2 separate regions of the Homo sapiens genome follow, and region 2 is linked to region 1. The links are chromatin loops, found by intact Hi-C in ENCODE. Cell type or tissue: stomach. All regions are shown on one strand. Links, peaks and the distances in the headings refer to the core of each region. The heading gives the core; the rest is flanking DNA.

Region 1 (8,404 bases), core at 216-8,215:
TCTGTGATCTGTGGGAAGTACTTTGGGGGCAGAACAACAACATGTGGATAGAGTCTGCATCTTCACTGATGTGAGCATCTACATGCTGAACTGGGAGCCATTTTTTTGTTTGTTTTTTTCTCGAGACGGAATCTCGCTCTGTTGCCCAGGCTGGAGTGCAATGGCGCGATCTCAGCTCACTGCAACCACTGCTTCCTGGGTTCAAGCGATTCTCCTGTCTCAGACTCCCAAATAACTGGGATTACAGGCACGTGCCACCACGCCCGGCTAATTTTTTGTATTTTTACTAGAGACGGTCGTGGGTTGGGGGGGTTCACTTTGTTGGCCAGGCTGGTCTCGAACTCCTGACCTCATGATCCACCCACCTTAGCCTCCCAAAGTGCTGGGATTACAGGCGTGAGCCACCATGCCTGGCCAAGCAGTTTTTATTGTTTGAGGCTTGAGATGAGATGGGTGGTTGGGTACAGTGGCTCACACCTGTAATCCCAGCACTTTAGGAGGCTGAGGCAGGAGGATGACTTGAGGCCAGGAGTTCAAGACTAGCCTGGGCAACATAGCAAGAAGCCATCTCTACTAAAAATAATAATAATACTTTTTTAAAAAAAGAGATGGGTGGTTGGCTTAGGGATTATTAATAAGGAAACAAGATGAGTTTAGGCATGTCAACCATCACTGTCTAAGCTTTGACCACCTTTATGCTTTAGATTTGCCTAACTATGATGCATTGTATCTTTCCTATCTTCTGTTTGATTTATTCAGGGACTAAACTTTATAGGAGATTAAGATGGGCCATAAACTACCCATTAGATCACAATACCATTGACCTTCAGACCTTCTTCCTTCTATCTGTGTTTCGGAGCACTGAAGGGCACAAGTGCAAATGATATGTTAAACTTGCCGCTCCAGCAACAGCAGCTTTTTATATTATTGTTGTGAACTGAGTCTGTGTTTTTCTGGTGTTGTTCTCTTGCTTTATGGCACATCCAGGACCAAGACAGACTGTGCTAGATACTGTAACCCATTAGCAGTAGGTTTCATAGTAGCTTTATTTATTTTTCGAGACAGAGTCTCACTCTGTCACTCAGACTGCAGTGGAATGGTGCAATCTTGGCTCACTGCGACCCCCACTTCCTGGATTCAAATTATTCTCCTGCCATAGACTCCTGAGTAGCTGGGATTAGCCCACCACCACGCCTGGCTAATTTTTTGCATTTTTAGTAGACATGGGGTTTTGCCATGTTGGCCAGGCTGTTCTTAAACTCCTGGCCTCAGGTGATCCGCCCACCTCAACCTTCCAAAGTGCTGGGATTACAGGTGTGAGCCATTGCGCCCAGCCCACAATGGCTTTAAGTCAAAGTTTTAGCAAACAACTACTAGCGTGATTAAACTTACTCTGCATTTACTCATGTGACACTTGTTTCTAGGCACAGGTTCAAGCTGGACTAAAAGGGAATAAAGAGACCATGCCTACCTCCTCAGGTAACAGAGGCCATTCTCTAGTATATTCAATGTCTGAGGTACGAAAACTGAAACAGTGTAGCCAGAGTTGCTCAGTTTGCAAGATCCTGCTCTCTTGCTCAATAAAACTTGTCTCAGCCCTAGTAATTGGTGAGATCACCTGTGGGTTCTCCTATGAAATATTTTTAAATGTAATTTCACATATACTAACTGATAACTGAGGGTTATTGTTTATAACGTATTCTTAGGTAAACTTCATAATATGCCTTTACTTGACATAATATGCCTTTACTGGACATAAGTGAATACCCCACTATTCTCTGCAAACAGATCTACCTATCTTGGGAAGAGAAGTAACTGATGGAATCATTTTGCCTGATATCATCAGACCAGAGAGCCAGACCCCTCGACTGATGAGACCAGAAGAAAACACCCAGTATGCAATGTCCACCGCTGGAGAGGTCCTGACAGTGAGGCAGCTGATATTCTATCATGGAATGGCTTTAGCTCTTGCTGTCACTTTCCTTTCAGCAGGAATTTTCATTAAGAGTTTTCAATGACCATGGCTAAAATGGTAGAATTACCACCATTCTACAAACTAGAAATGATAATTATATGCCATATGTTAAGTATGAAAGGTGACCTTGTTATTTGGACAGTTTTTACTCTTAACTGTGGATGGAAAGAATATCAGGGATGTTTCCTTGGTTATTCCAAGGAATTGCACTATCCTATTGGAGATCAAGAAAGGGGCTATAATTTTAAGTAAAGTTTTCCCTGTTAATTTTATCATGGTTTCTAAATATACAAATTAGATTTTCCTTGATGTAAAGGTTACTTACTCTTTCTTATTTCAAACATCTTTCTTCTCCTGGGGAGTGGTTCATAGTCCTGTAAAATATTATTGCTGATCTATTTTCTTTGTATTTCTCTATGAATGTACTTAATCTTGTCAGTGAGTGTATATTAAGTGCTTGTTCAAGTCCTATCTCAGGTATTGCCATATAAGCTTTTATAAAATGGAACCTCTTAAAATTTACAATGTATGCTGACAATATTTGGAGCTATACAGTCAATACAAAAGATTAACTTTTAGCATTTTTGCCTTTTAATTAATTTTGTGGCAACTTTCATTTAAAGTAGAAAATAAAGTAGAAAATAAAGAGCTGTGTTCTCTTCTGCTACTCAGCTCCCAGAATGCTGGCAGCTATGGTGGCCTCATCCTCAAAGCAAAAGAGTTTTAGTCTTTTATAGGAAATTAGACCAGCCCAAAAAGAAAATCCTTAAAAAAATCTGAATATTGGGTATTCTCTCACACAAAGCCCACCAGATTCCCAGGAGAGGAGCCCACAGTGGAAAGCACCCAATGTCACCAGTGCTTCCCTTAGCTTATTTGTCTCCCTCTCTTGAGTGTTAACAAGCAACCCAGTATTATCAGATTATTTGTGAAAATCCAATTATAGGAGAAAGCAACCAGAAAAAAAATAGGCATTATAGGGAGAAAACTTACATCTTCAAAGAGGTAACGCAAAATATTTCAACTATGATATAGAATAGGATGCTATAGAATAAAACATTCAGTCAGGTATGGTGGTACACACTTCTAATCCCGGCACTTTGGGAGGCTGAGGCAGGTGGATGGCTTGAGCCTAGGAGTTCAAGACCAACCTTGGTAACATGGCAAAACCCCATCTCTACAACAAAACCACACGTCTGTAGTCCCAGCTACTCAGGATCTGAGGTGGGAAGATCACTTGAGCCCAGGAGTTCGAGGCTACAGTGAGCTCTGATCACACCACTGCACTCCAAAAAAAAGTTTTTTTTCCAGAAGATTATGTATGTACGTATGTATGTATGTATGTATGTATTTAGAGACAGGATCTGGCTCTGTCTCCCTGGCTCAAGCAGTGGCATGATCACAGCTACTGTAGCTTTGATCTCCTGGGCTGAAGCGATCCTCCCACCTCAACCTCCCATGTAGCTGGGACTACAGGCGTGTGCCACCACTTCTGGCTAATTTTTTTTTTTAGTTTTAGTAGAGATGAAATCTCGCTATGTTTCCTATGGTGGTCTTGAACTTCCGAGCTCAAGAGATCCTCCTGCCTTGGTCTCCCAAAGTGCTGGGATTACAGGCGTGAGCCACTGTGACTGGCCCTAGATTTTATTGAAGTAAAATTCATATAACATAAAATTAACCCTTCCAAAACATTTTTATCATACCAAAAAGGAAACTCAGATTATTAACCTCTCACTCCCCATACCCCTCTCCCTGAGTTCCTGGCAACCACTAATCTGCTGTCTGTGCCTGTGGATTTACCTATTTTGGATGTTTCATAATGAAGGAATCATAGAACATGTGACCTTTTGAGTCTGGCTTTTTGAACTTGGCATGCATGATGGTTTTGCAATTCCTCTATTTTTTTTTTTGAAACAGAGTCTCATTCTGTCACCCAGGCTGGAGTGCAGTAGCACGATCTCAGCTCACTGCAACCTCCACTTCCCAGGTTCAAGCAATTCTCCTGCCTCAGCCTCCTGAGTAGCTGGGACTACAGGTGCGTGCCACCATGCCCGGCTCATTTTTGTATTTTTAGTAGAGACGGGGTTTCACCATGTTGGTTAGGCTGGTCTTGAACTCCTGGCCTCGTGATCCACCCACCTCGGCCTCCCAAAGTGCTGGGATTACAGGCATGAGCCACCATGCCTGGCCCGCGATTCCTCTATGTTGTAGCATGTCTCTCAAAACTTGATTCCTTTTTCTGGCTGAATAGTTTATTGTGTGATATGCCACCTGGTGTTTATTAATCAGTTGATGGACTTTTAGATTGTTTCTATGTTTTGGCAATTGTGAATAATGCTGTAGTAAATACTCGTGTACAAGTTTTTGTTTGAACACCTGTTTTCGCTTCTTTTGAGTCTATACCTAGGAGTGGAATTACTGGGTTATATGATAATTCTATTTTTTTTCTTTCTTTCTTTTTTTTTTTTTTGAGATGGAGTCTTGCTCTGTTGCCCAGGCTGGAGTGCAGTGGCGCGATCTTGGCTCACTGCAAGCTCTGCCTCCTGGGTTCACGCCATTCTTCTGCCTCAGCCTCCTGAGTAGCTGGGACTACAGGCACCCGCCACGATGCCTGGCTAATTTTTTGTATCTTTAGTAGAGACAGGGTTTCACCATGTTAGCCAGGATGGTCTCAATCTCCTGACCTCATGATCCGCCTGCCTCGGCCTCCCAAAGTGCTGGGATTACAGGCGGATAATTCTATTTTTTTTGAGGAACTGCCAAAATGTTTCCCATGGTGGCTGCACCATTCTTCATTGCCACCAGCAGTGTATGAGGTTTCCAGTTTCTCCACATCCTTGCTAACACTTGTGATTTTCTTTTTGATTTTAGTTATATCATACTAGTGGGTGGGAAGTGGTGTCTCATTGTGATTACTAGAGATCACATACTACTAATAATGCCAAGCCTATTTTCTGAAATACTTCAGAAACTCAGATACACATAAAGAAAGGAATTATGTACTAGAAAAGGAATAAATGAAGGTAAAATATTTTATCCTTCTTATTTTTAATTGATAAAAAATATATGAAAATAATAGCAACAATGTATTTGGTTATTACAGCTTGTGCATAGCTAAAATGAATGACAACAGTGTTATAAGGGTCAAGAGGGAGGAACTGAGAATATTCTAAGGCACTTGCATTACCCATGAAGAAGAATAGTGTTATTCAAAAGTGGAATTAGGTTAGTTGTAAATGCATATTGCAAACTCCAGGACAACTAATGAAAAAGTTTTTAAAAAGTAATATAATCAATATGCTAAGAGAAGAAAGAAAATAGCATCTCATAAAATGCTCAGTTAAAACCACAATGGAAGAAAAAAAGTAACAAGGACAACAAAGAGAAAAGGTGGGCAGGGCGTGGTGGCTCACACCTGTAATCCCAGCACTTTGGGAGGCCGAGGTGGGCAGATCACGAGGTCAGGAGATAGAGACCATCCTGGCTAACAAGGTGAAACCCCGTCTCTACTAAAAATACAAAAAATTAGCCAGGCGTGGTGGCAGGCGCCTGTAGTCCCAGCTACTTGGGAGGCTGAGGCAGGAGAATGGCGTGAACTCGGGAGGCGGAGCTTGCAGTGAGCTGAGATCGCGCCACTGTACTCCAGCCTGGGCAACAAAGTGAGACTCCGTCTCAAAAAAACAAAAAACAAAAAACAAAAAAATAGAAAAGGTAACATATACAGATACTAATCTCACTATACCAATAATGACACCTTTTCTTTGAAAAAAAAAAAAACACTTAATAAAGTGAGAATAGAAGGAAAGCTCCTCAAAATGATAAAAGCCATATATGACAAACCTCCAGCTAAGATCATACTCAATGGTGAAAGACTAAAAGATTGTCCCCTAAGATCAGGAACAAGACAAAAATGTCTGTTTTCCCCACTTCTATTCACAATACTATTGAAAGTTTAAGATGGTGCAATTAGGCAACAAAAAGAATAAAAGGCATTTACATTGGAAAGGAAGGAGTAAAATTACCTGTGTTCAAAAATAACATGATCTTATATGTATAAAACCCTTAACATTCCACAAAACCATTAGACTCAATTAACAAATTCAGAAGTCACAGGATGCAAATCACAACACACAAAATGAGTTGCATTTCTATACACTAGCAATGAATGATCCCAAAAAGAAATTAAGAAAACAATTACATTTTTAATAGCATCAAAAAGAATCAAATGCATAGGAATAAATTTACCATGGAGGCAATAGACTTGTACACGAAAAACTATAAAACATAATTGAAAGAAATTAAAGAAGACATAAATAAACGGAAAGACAATCCATACTCATGCATATGAAGACTTAATACTGTTAAGATAACAATATTACCAAAAGTGATTTAAAGATTCAATGCAATCTCTATCAAAATCCCTAAGACATATTGCAGAAATAGAAAAATCCACCCTAAAACACATATGGAATCTCAATGGACCCAAATAGCCAAAAATGTCTGACAAAGAAGAACAAAGTGAAAGGACTCAGATTGCTTGATTCCAAAACAAACTACAAAGCTACATAATCACAGTGTGGTATTGGCATAAAGACATGCCTATGGACAGAATTGGGAATGCAGAAATGAACCCTTGCATATATGGTCAAATGACTTAAACAAGGGTGCCAATACCATTCAATGGGAAAAGGAAAGTCTTTTCATCAAATTGTGCTGGGAAAACTGGATATCCACATAGAAAAGAATGAAGTTGATCCCCTATTTACGATATATAAATATTAGCTCAAAAGTGGTCAGTCTGGGTACAGTGACTCACACCTATAATCCCAGCACTTCGGAAGGTCAAGATGGGCTGATTGCTTGAGCCCAGGAGTTCAAGACCAGCCTGAGCAATATGGCAAAACCCTGTCTCTACAAAAAATACACACACACACACACACACACACACACACACACACACACACACACACAAAAGGTGTGGTGATGTGTGCCTGTAGTCCCAGCTACTCAGGAGGCTGAGGTGGGAGGATCACCTGAGCCTGGGAGGTGAAGGCTGCAGTGAGTTCTGATTGCACCACTGTACTCCAGGGTGACTGAGTGAGACCCTATCTCAAAAAAAAAAAAAAAAAGTGATCAAAGACCTAAACATAAGACCAAACACTAAGCCTGCCAGAAGAAAACATAAGGGGAAATCTGGATTTGGCAGCGATTACTTGGATATGCACAAGCAACAACAACAAAATAGATAAACAGGACTTCATAAAAATTAGAAACTTTTGTGCATAAAAGGACACTATTAATAATATAAACAGGTAACCTTCTGAATGGGAAAAGGTATTTGCATAGTATATATCTGATAAGGGATTTATGTTCGGACATAAATTCTTAACAACTCACAAGAACAAAATATACAAACAGCCTAATTCAAAACTAGGCATATGGCTGGGGATGGTGGCTCACACCTGTAATCCCAGTACTTTGGGAGGCCGAGGCAGGTGGATCACTTGAGGTCAGGAGTTCAAGACCAGCCTGGCCAACATGGTGAAACCCCATCTCTACTAAAAACACAAAAATTAGCTGGGCATGGTGGCAGCCACCTGTAATCTCAGCTACTCAGGAGGCTGAGGCAGGAGAATCACTTAAACCTGGGAGGCGGAGGTTGCAGTGAGCCAAGATCACGCCACTGCACTCCAGCCTGGGTGACAGAGCGAGACTCTGTCTCAAAAACAAAAAACAAAAAAACTAGGCATAGGACTTGAACAGACATTTCTCCAGAGAAGATACATAGCTAACCAGGGCATGAAAATATTCTCTCTGCATCACTAGTCATTAGGGAAATGCAAATCCAAACCACAATGAGATATTACTTTATACCTATTATAGGGGTCATTACAGAAAGAAAACAGAAAGCAAGTTTTGGTGAGAATGTGGAGAAATTGGAACTATTGTACATTGCTGATGGGAACATAAAATGGTGCAACCACTATAGAAAATAGTATGTGAGATCTTTAACAAATATAGAATTATGATATGCTGCAGGGACTCAAACAGATATTTGTACACCAGTGTTCACAGCAGCATTACTCACAATAGCCAAAAGGTAGAATCAACCCAAATGTCCATTTTGTAAATGGATAAACAAAATGTGGTATACTTACAATGGAATATTAATCAATCTTAAAAAGAAATGAAACTCTGATATATGCTATAGCATGGATGAACCTTAAAAACATTGTGCTAGGGCTGGTGGTGTTGTGGCTCTTGCCTATAATCTCAGCACTTTGGGAGATGGAGGCAGGAGGATCCCTTGAGCTCAGGAGTTTGAGACCAGCCTGGGCAAAATGGTGAGACCCTGTCTGTACAAAAAATTTTAAAATTAGCCAGGTATGGTGGCACATGCTTGTGGTCCCAGCTACTCAGGAGGCTGAG
Region 2 (8,404 bases), core at 166-8,165, 110 kb before region 1:
AGTACCCAGGGGTGTGGAGGGGCAGGCCCCCTTAAAATGTGGCCACATGTTTTGAACAAAAAGTCATAAAAAAGATGTGGCCACATGTTTTGCCCATTTGGGCTTAAAATCTCAGGGTCTTACATCTGCATATGACTAGGTGTGAGCTGGGTGGGGCGGAGGGGCGTCCTCTGTCGGGGTGTACATGGGGGCACCTTGTAGGGCAGTGCTTCAAGCCCAGAGATGTATCAAGAGATTTCTTTGACATCTTGGACAAGGATATGGACTTCTGCTGAGCATACATGTCAGACGCTCACTCTTGGTTGCCTGCTTTACACCCATTCTGCTCCTATTCTGTGCTCACAGAACCACAATGATTTTTCTTTTCAAAGAACCAGCTTTTGGTTTTGTTGGTTTTTCTCTATTGATTTCCTATTTCCAATTCTATTGGCTTCTGCTCTAATTTCTTTTTTTCTTTTCTTTTGTTTGCTTTGGATTTAATTTGCTCTTCTTTTTCTTGTTTCCTATGGTAGAAGCTTAGATGATTGATTTTAGATCTTTCTCTTTTCTCATAGATGCAGTCAATGCTAGAAATATCCCCCTAAGCACTATTTTTTAATTCTGCATCCCACAAATTCTGATAGTTTGTATTTTCATTTTCATAAGATTTAAATTCATGACCAACATGTTTTAAAACTTTTCTTGGGATTTCTTCTTTGGCCCATGTGTTACTCAAAAGCGTGTTGTTGGCCGGCGCAGTGGCTCACACCTGTAATCCCAGCACTTTGGGAGGCTGAGGCGGGTGGATTTCCTGAGGTCAGGAGTTCAAGACCAGTCTGACCAACACGGTGAAACCCCGTTTCTACTAAATACAAAAACTTAGCTGAGTATGGTGACGCATTCCTGTAATCCCAGCTACTTGAGAGGCTGAGGCAGGAGAATCGCTTGAAACCGGAAGGCGAAGGTTGCAGTGAGCCGAGATTGCGCCATTGCACTCCACCCTGGGCAACAAGAGTGAAACTGTCTCAAAAAAGAAATGTGTTGTTTAATCTCCAGATATTTTGGGCTTTTTCCAGCTAGCTTTCTGTTATTGATTTCTAGTTTAATTTTATTGTGTCCTGACAACATACTTTGTGTGGTTTCTTTTTCTTTTTCTTTTCTTTCTTTTATTTATTTTTTTTGAGACATAGTTTCGCTGGAGTACAATGGCGCGACCTTGGCTTGCTGCAACCTCTGCCTCCCTGGTTCAAGCGATTCTCCTGCCTCAGCCTCCTGAGTAGCTGGGATTATAGGCATGCACCACCACACCCGGCTAAATTTTGTATTTTTAGTAGAGACAGGGTTTCTCCGTGTTGGTCAGGCTGGTCTCGAACTCCCAATCTCAGGTGATCCATCCACTTGGGCCTCCCAAAGTGCTGGGATTACAGGCATGAGCCATCGTGCCCGGCCCAAAATGTTCTTCTGAAGCCCTGTGCACTTTACCTCACTTCCTTTAACTTTTTTTTTTTTCTTTGAGACAGAGTTTCGCTCTTGTTGCCCAGGCTGGAGTGCAATGGCTTGACCTTGGCTCACCGCAACCTCCGCCTCCCAGGTTCAAGTGATTCTCCTGCTTCAGCCTCCCGAGTAGCTGGGACTACAGACATGAGCAACTATGCCCAGCTAATTTTGTATTTTTAGTAGAGACAGTGTTTCTCCATGTTGGTCAGGCTGGTCTCGAACTCCCAACCTCAGGTGATCCACCCGCCTGGGCCTCCCAAAGTGCTGGGATTATAGGTGTGAGCCACCATGCCTGGTCTGTGTGGTTTCTATTCTTTTGAATTTGTTAAGGTGTGTTTTATGGCCCAGAAAATGGCCTATCTCATGGATGTTCCATGCTACCTTGAGAAGAATGTATATTCTGCCGTTGCTGGATGAAGCAGCCTACAAATACTTATATATCTGCTTGACTGGTGGTGCTACTGAGTTACTGAGTTTCTGCTCGCTAGATCTGTTCATTTTTGATAGAGGGGTGTTGAAATCTTCAACCAATAATAGTGGATTCATGTATTTCTCCTTGTAGTTCTATCAGTTTTTGCTTCACACATTAAGGATTGCTATGGGGCCAGGTGAAGCACTTTGGGAGGCCGAGGTGGGCAGATTGCATGAGTCCAGGAGTTTGAGACCAGCCTTGGCAACATGGCAAAACCCTGTCTCTGCAAAAAAATACAAAAATTAGCCAAGCATGGTGGCATGTGCCTATAGTCCCAGCTACTCGGGAGGCTAAGGTGAGAGGACCACTTGAGGAGGTTGCAGTGAGCCGAGATCACACTACTGCACTCCAGCCTGGGTGACACAAAGAGAGCAAGACCCTGTCTCAAAAAAAAAAAAAAAATTGCTATGCATTAACCCCTTTACCATTGTGTAATACCCTTATAAAGATATCCCTTTCTTTGCTCTGAAATCTGTTCTGTCTAAAGTCAGTATAGCTAACCCTTGCTTTCTGTTGATAAGCGTTAGCATAATATATCTTTCTGCATCCCTTTGCCTTTAATCTAGATGTCTTTATATTTAAAATAGCTTTATTTTATTATTATTATTATTATTATTTTAATAGAGATGGGATCTTGCTACGTTGCCCAGGCTGGTTTTGAACTCCGAGGCTTAAGCAATCCTCCCACCTCAGCTCCCAAATTGCTGGGATTACAGGCGTGGGCCACCTTGCCTAGCCTGTGTTTCTTTTTCTTTTTTAAAAACTTTTTCTTAGTGGTTCCCCAAAAGTTTGCAATATACATTTACAATTAATTCAAGTCCACTTCCAAATAACAATGTGTCACTTCACAGGTAATACAAGTGCTTTATAATAACAAAATAATCCTAATTCCTCCCTCTCATTCCTTTCTATGGTTGCTGTCATTCATTTCACTTATGCATACTTAAGCATATCTAAGTTTCAAGGGATTGATCCTGATTTGCCTAAACCAATCACCACTGCCCCTTGTCTAACCCACCACCACAAGCCTCTTTTGGAGATATTACGGGGAAGGGTGTTGGGTTTCCCACTACAGGTAAGCTGGGGTTCGGTTCGACCATTTTAATTTTGATTTTAGATGATAGGGTGACCTTAGCAGGTTGGGCAACTTGGGGACATCCAATCCGGGTTGTTAGAATTTCTCGTACATGTGTATTGGAATTATCTTGATTTTGCCACTTTTCATTGTTTATGTGTTCCCCGAGAGGCAACCACGTGTTTAGGAATGTTTGCCACATGGTTATCAAGTTTCAAAGAGGAGGAATCATATAAGATTTAAATTCATGACCAGGCTCAGTGGTTCATGCCTGTAATCCCGGCACTTTGAGAGGCCAAGACGGGAGGATTGCTTCAGCGCAGGAGTTAAGACCACCCTGGGCAACATGGCAAAACTCCATCTCTACCAACAACAACAAATTAGCTGGGCGTGGTGGCATGAGCCTGTAGTCCCAGCCACTTGGGAGGCTAAAGCGGGAGGATCACTTGAGCCAGGGAGGTAAAGGTTGCAGTGAGCCATGATAGTACCACTGCACTCCAGCGTGGGCGACAGAGCAAGATGCTGTCTCGAGAAACAAAACAAAACAAAAACCACCACCACCAACAAGAAACAGACTGGCCACCGTGGCTCACGCCTGTAATCCTAGCACTTTGGAAGGCAGAGGTGGGCAGGTCATTTGAGGTCAGGAGTTTGAGACCAGTCTGGCCAACATGGTGAAACCCTGTCTCTATTAAAAATACAAAAATTACCCAAGCGTGGTGGCGTGTGCCTGTAGTCCCAGCTACTTGGGAGACTGAGGCATGAGAATCTCTTGAATCCAGGAGGCAGAGGTTGCAGTGAGCCAAGATCTTGCCACTGCACTCCGAGCCTGGACAACAGAGACTCTGTTTCAAAACAAAAATAAACAAAAAAAACCCCCCAAAACCTGACGCTTTGAACCGCTATGGTGATGGCTAAGTGCAGGCATCACATCCCACAGTTAGGAAAAAATTACAAACCAAACACTGGGCTCTGAGATAAATCAGACCAAACCAAAAAAACCAGGGTTACTCTGTCAAGTCCTAGTATCCCAAATCAGTGAAACTTGAGTTGTTCCTGGAAGTTGTTGACTCCCTGACCTGAAATTCTTCTCTCTGATTTTTGTAATGCTAATATCTGAAGATGTGTTATGACCTTTATGGATATGATTTTCATGTGAAATTTTCGCTGTTTTTTCTTTTTTTCATATCATTAACAGACAGTAACTTTGGTAATCTTGTCTTTTTTTTTCTTCAAAAACCTGTAGTGTCTTCTGATTTGGAAATCCATTCCCTGAAGTCTGACCATGCAATTGTTCTGCAGATAACATTCTTCCCTTGTTTAAAATGCATCTGCTTCTGGCTTTTTCTCCCACTGGGAAGGGTCCACCCAGAAAGCCTGGAGGCACTGATCTACTGGAGCTTCCGGGGCGGTTTGTCCAGGTGCACAGATGAACCTAGATCATTTTCTTTCTTTTTTTTTTGAGACGGGGTCTCGCTCTGTTCACTCTGTCGTCCAGGCTGGAGTGCAGTGGCGCGATCTCGGCTTACTGCAAGCTCCACCTCCCAGGTTCACACCATTCTCCTGCCTCGGCCTCCCCAGTAGCTGGGACTACAGGCGCCCGCCACCACGCCTGGCTAATTTTTTTGTATTTTTAGTAGAGACGGGGTTTTGCCATGTTGGTCAGGCTGGTCTTGAACTCCTTACCTCAGGTGATCTGCCTGCCTCAGCCTCCCAAAGTGCTGGGATTACAGGTGTGAGCCACCGCGCCCTGCCGAACCTAGATAATTTCTAAAGCTCCTATAACTTGGAGATGATGACGTTAATAGTGATGGCTTATATTTGCATTCCTCAATAGGGTTCACAGGCAGGCATGGCTGCTCATGTCGGTAATCCCAACACTCTGGCAAACGGAGGCTGGAGGATCACTTGAGCTCAGGAGTTTGAGGCTCGCCTGGGCAACACAGGTAGACCCTATCTCTATAAAAAATAAAAAAATTAGCCAGGCATGGTGGTGAGTGCCTGTAATCCTTACTAAGGAGGCTGAAGTGGGAGGATCACTTGAGCCTAGGAGGTTGAGGCTGCAGTGAGCCAAAATCATGCCACTGCACTCCAGCCTGGGTGACAGAGTGAAACCCTGTCTCAAAAAAAAGGAGTCATAGTGTACTTTTACACTCATTTTATCCTTTGATCCTCCCAATAAGGATGCATTTCCTTTTTTTTTTTTTTTTTTTTTTGAGACAGAGTCTCGCTCTGTCGCCCAGGCTGGAGTGCAGTGGCTCGATCTCGGCTCACTGCAAGCTCAACCTCCTGGGTTCACGCCATTTTCCTGCCTCAGCCTCCCGAGTAGCTGGGACTACAGGCGCCTGCCACTGCGCCCGGGTAATTTTTTTGTTGCTGTTGTATTTTTAGTAGAGACGGGGTTTCACCGTGTTAGCCAGGATGGTCTCGATCTCCTGACCTCATGATCCGCCCGCCTCGGCCTCCCAAACCAAAGTGCTGGGATTACAGGCGTGAGCCACTGCGCCCGGCCAAGGATGAATTTCATGATGCAATAAAGCTTAAAGCTTAACTCTCACGAATCTGTTTTTTTTTTTTTTTTTTTTTTTTTTTTTTTTTTTTTTTTGTGAGACAGTTTCTTGTTGCCCAGGCTGGAGTGCAGTGGCGTGATCTCGGCTCACTGCAACCTCCACCTCCTGGGTTCAAGCGATTCTCCTGCCTCAACCTCCTGAGCAGCTGGGATTACAGGCTTGCGCCACCATGCCCAGCTAATTTTTGTATTTTTAGTAGAGAAGGGGTTTCACCAGACCTCAGATGATCCGCCCGCCTCGGCCCCGCAGAGTGCTGGGATTACAGGCGTGAGCCACCGCGCCGCCTCCTGTGTTTTTTTAACTGTTTGCTGGCTTTGTTTCTGTTTTACTTTCTAGATTCTGTCTGATTCTTGGCCAGGTCTGTTTCTGGCTTGTGTTCTGATTTGTATACAGCGACTTATGGCCCCTTCAGTGAGGTTTTCATGATCTGACCATTAGGCGAACTCTGCCAGACAGCAGACTGAGCAGGAATTCTGATTATTGGTAGTAGATTTTTGTTGTTCTTGTTTTGGTTTGTGTGTTTATCTTGGAGATCCCAATGTCTCCTGGCTCCTCAGTTTTGTCTTTATTGTTTATATACAGTGTGAGTGCAATTTATTCAATTAGAAAAGGGCCTTTTCTTTCCCTGGAATGGAGAGCAGCCTTTGATTCCTGTAGCTCAACCAATTGGTCAGTTTTGAGTTCTGCGTTTTCCTTTATGATTTGTGGGCAAAGTTAACAAAACTGAAAAAGTTGGCTCTCTTTCTGTGTATCTAAATTTATTTATTTATTTTTTGAGACAGGGCCTCACTCTGTCATCTAGGCTGGAGTGCAGTGGCACAATCACAGCTCACTGCAGCCTCCACCCCCCTCCATGCTCAAGTGATCCTCCCACTTCAGCCTCCCAAGTAGCTGGGACTACAGGCGCATGCCACCACACCTAGCTAATTTTTGTATTTTTTTTTTTTTTGTAGAGACGGGGTTTCAACATGTTGCCCATGCTGGTGTTGAACTCCTGAGCTCAAACAATTCTCCTGCCTCAGCCTTCTAAAGTGTTGGGATTACAGGCGTAAGCCTCTGCACTACCCTGTGTGTCTAAATTTTAAAAAGCCTTCCCCTTTCTTGCCAAAAACAGGTATTTACCCTTTACAATCACCTGTTTATACTCTCTCTGCCTCCCTCTCTCTCTCCCTCTCTGTCTTCATTTAATATCTGTGATTCTCTTGGCTTTGCCCTTTTCCAATATTGGCTTTATCCCAGGGCCAGCAGCATTATGGTTGTAGCACTTCCAGGCATAACATTCAGATACCACTGGGTGTGGTGGCTCACGCCTGTAATTCCAGCACTTTGGGAGGCCAAGGCAGGTGGATTGCTTGAGCTCAGGAGTTCGAGACCAGCCTGGGCAACATGGTGAAACCCCGTGTCTACAAAAAAATACAAAAATTAGCCAGGTGTGGTGACGGGCTCCTGTGGTCCCAGCTATTTGGGAGACTGAGGTGGGAGGACCTCTTGAGCCCAGGAAGCAGAGGTTGCAGTGAGCCAAGATCACACACTACACTCCAGCCTGGGCAACAGAGTGAGACTCTGTCTCGAAAAAAAAAAATTCGGATGCCACAATATCTGAAGGAGAAAATAGGGGCCTTTTTCTTCTCTGACTGTTAGAAATAGGAAAGTTTTTCCAGAAACGCCATTAGATTTTCACTCAGGCTTCATGGCTAGAATTGGATCATGAGCTTGGGCAACATAGTGAGACTCTGTCTCTAATATACATATAAATACATTAAATAGAATTGGGTCATGCATGTCCATTCCTACATAGGGCCCTGAGAAGGAAAATGAGATTCTTGTGGCTGGCTAAATGACCCATCTGGGGTGAAAGGAATGTTGGGGAACTAGCCACAATGACCACCATCAATTCTACAATAAAAAGAGAATCGAGGGCCGGGCACGGTGGCTCACACCTGTAATCCCAGCACTTTGGGAGGCTGAGGCGGGCAGATCATGAGGTCAGGAGTTCGAGACCAGCCTGGCCAACATAGTGAAACCTCATCTCTACTAAAAATACAAAAATTAGCCAGGCGTGGTGGCACATGCCTGTAGTCCCAGCTACTCGGGAGACTGAGGCAGGAGAATCGCTTGAACCCAGGAGGTGGAGGTTGGAATGAGCCGAGTTCTCACCATTCCAGCTTGGGCAAAAGAGTGAGACATAATCTCAAAAAAAAAAAAAAAAAAAAAAAAAAAGAGAATCGGGGCCGGGCACGGTGGCTCACACCTGTAATCCCAGCACTTTGGGAGGCCGAGGCGGGTGGATCACTTGAGGTCAGGAGTTCGACACCAGCCTGGTCAATACAGTGAAACCCTGTCTCTACTAAAAATACAAAAATTAGCCAGGTGTGGTGGCACATGCCTGTAGTCCCAGCTACTCGGGAGACTGAGGCAGGAGAATCGCTTGAACCCAGGAGGTGGAGGTTGGAATGAGCTGAGTTCTCACCATTCCAGCTTGGGCAAAAGAGTGAGACTTAATCTCAAAAAAAAAAAAAAAAAAAAGAGAATCAGGGCCGGGCACGGTGGCTCACACCTGTAATCCCAGCACTTTGGGAGGCCGAGGCGGGTGGATCACTTGAGGTCAGGAGTTCGACACCAGCCTGGCCAAAATGGTGAAACCCCATCTCCACTAAAAATACAAAAAAAGTTAGCCAGGCATGGTGGCGCACATCTGTAATCCAAGCTACTCTGGAGGCTGAAGCAGGAGAATCGCTTGAATCTGGGAGGTGGAGGTTGCAGTGAGCTGAGATCGTGCCATTGCACTCTGCACTCCAGCCTGGGCGACAG

Evidence for each region. Peaks named below come from ENCODE experiments on the same cell type or tissue, not always from the same donor. Only the 100,000 strongest peaks of a DNase experiment are listed, where the experiment ranks them.
Region 2: it touches region 1 in a loop (2.3-fold over the local background); 71 of 110 quality-filtered maps call a loop at or near these places.

What each region holds. Positions count from the first base shown.
Region 1 is chr17:19,631,273-19,639,676 of GRCh38, forward strand. It overlaps the pseudogene SLC47A1P2. Among named protein-coding and RNA genes, the nearest start is that of ALDH3A2, 13 kb to the right of the region's middle. In stomach, for the core only: no CTCF peak of the experiment used is centred there; no DNase peak of the experiment used is centred there.
Region 2 is chr17:19,520,682-19,529,085 of GRCh38, forward strand. No RefSeq gene overlaps it. Among named protein-coding and RNA genes, the nearest start is that of SLC47A1, 9.0 kb to the right of the region's middle. In stomach, for the core only: no CTCF peak of the experiment used is centred there; no DNase peak of the experiment used is centred there.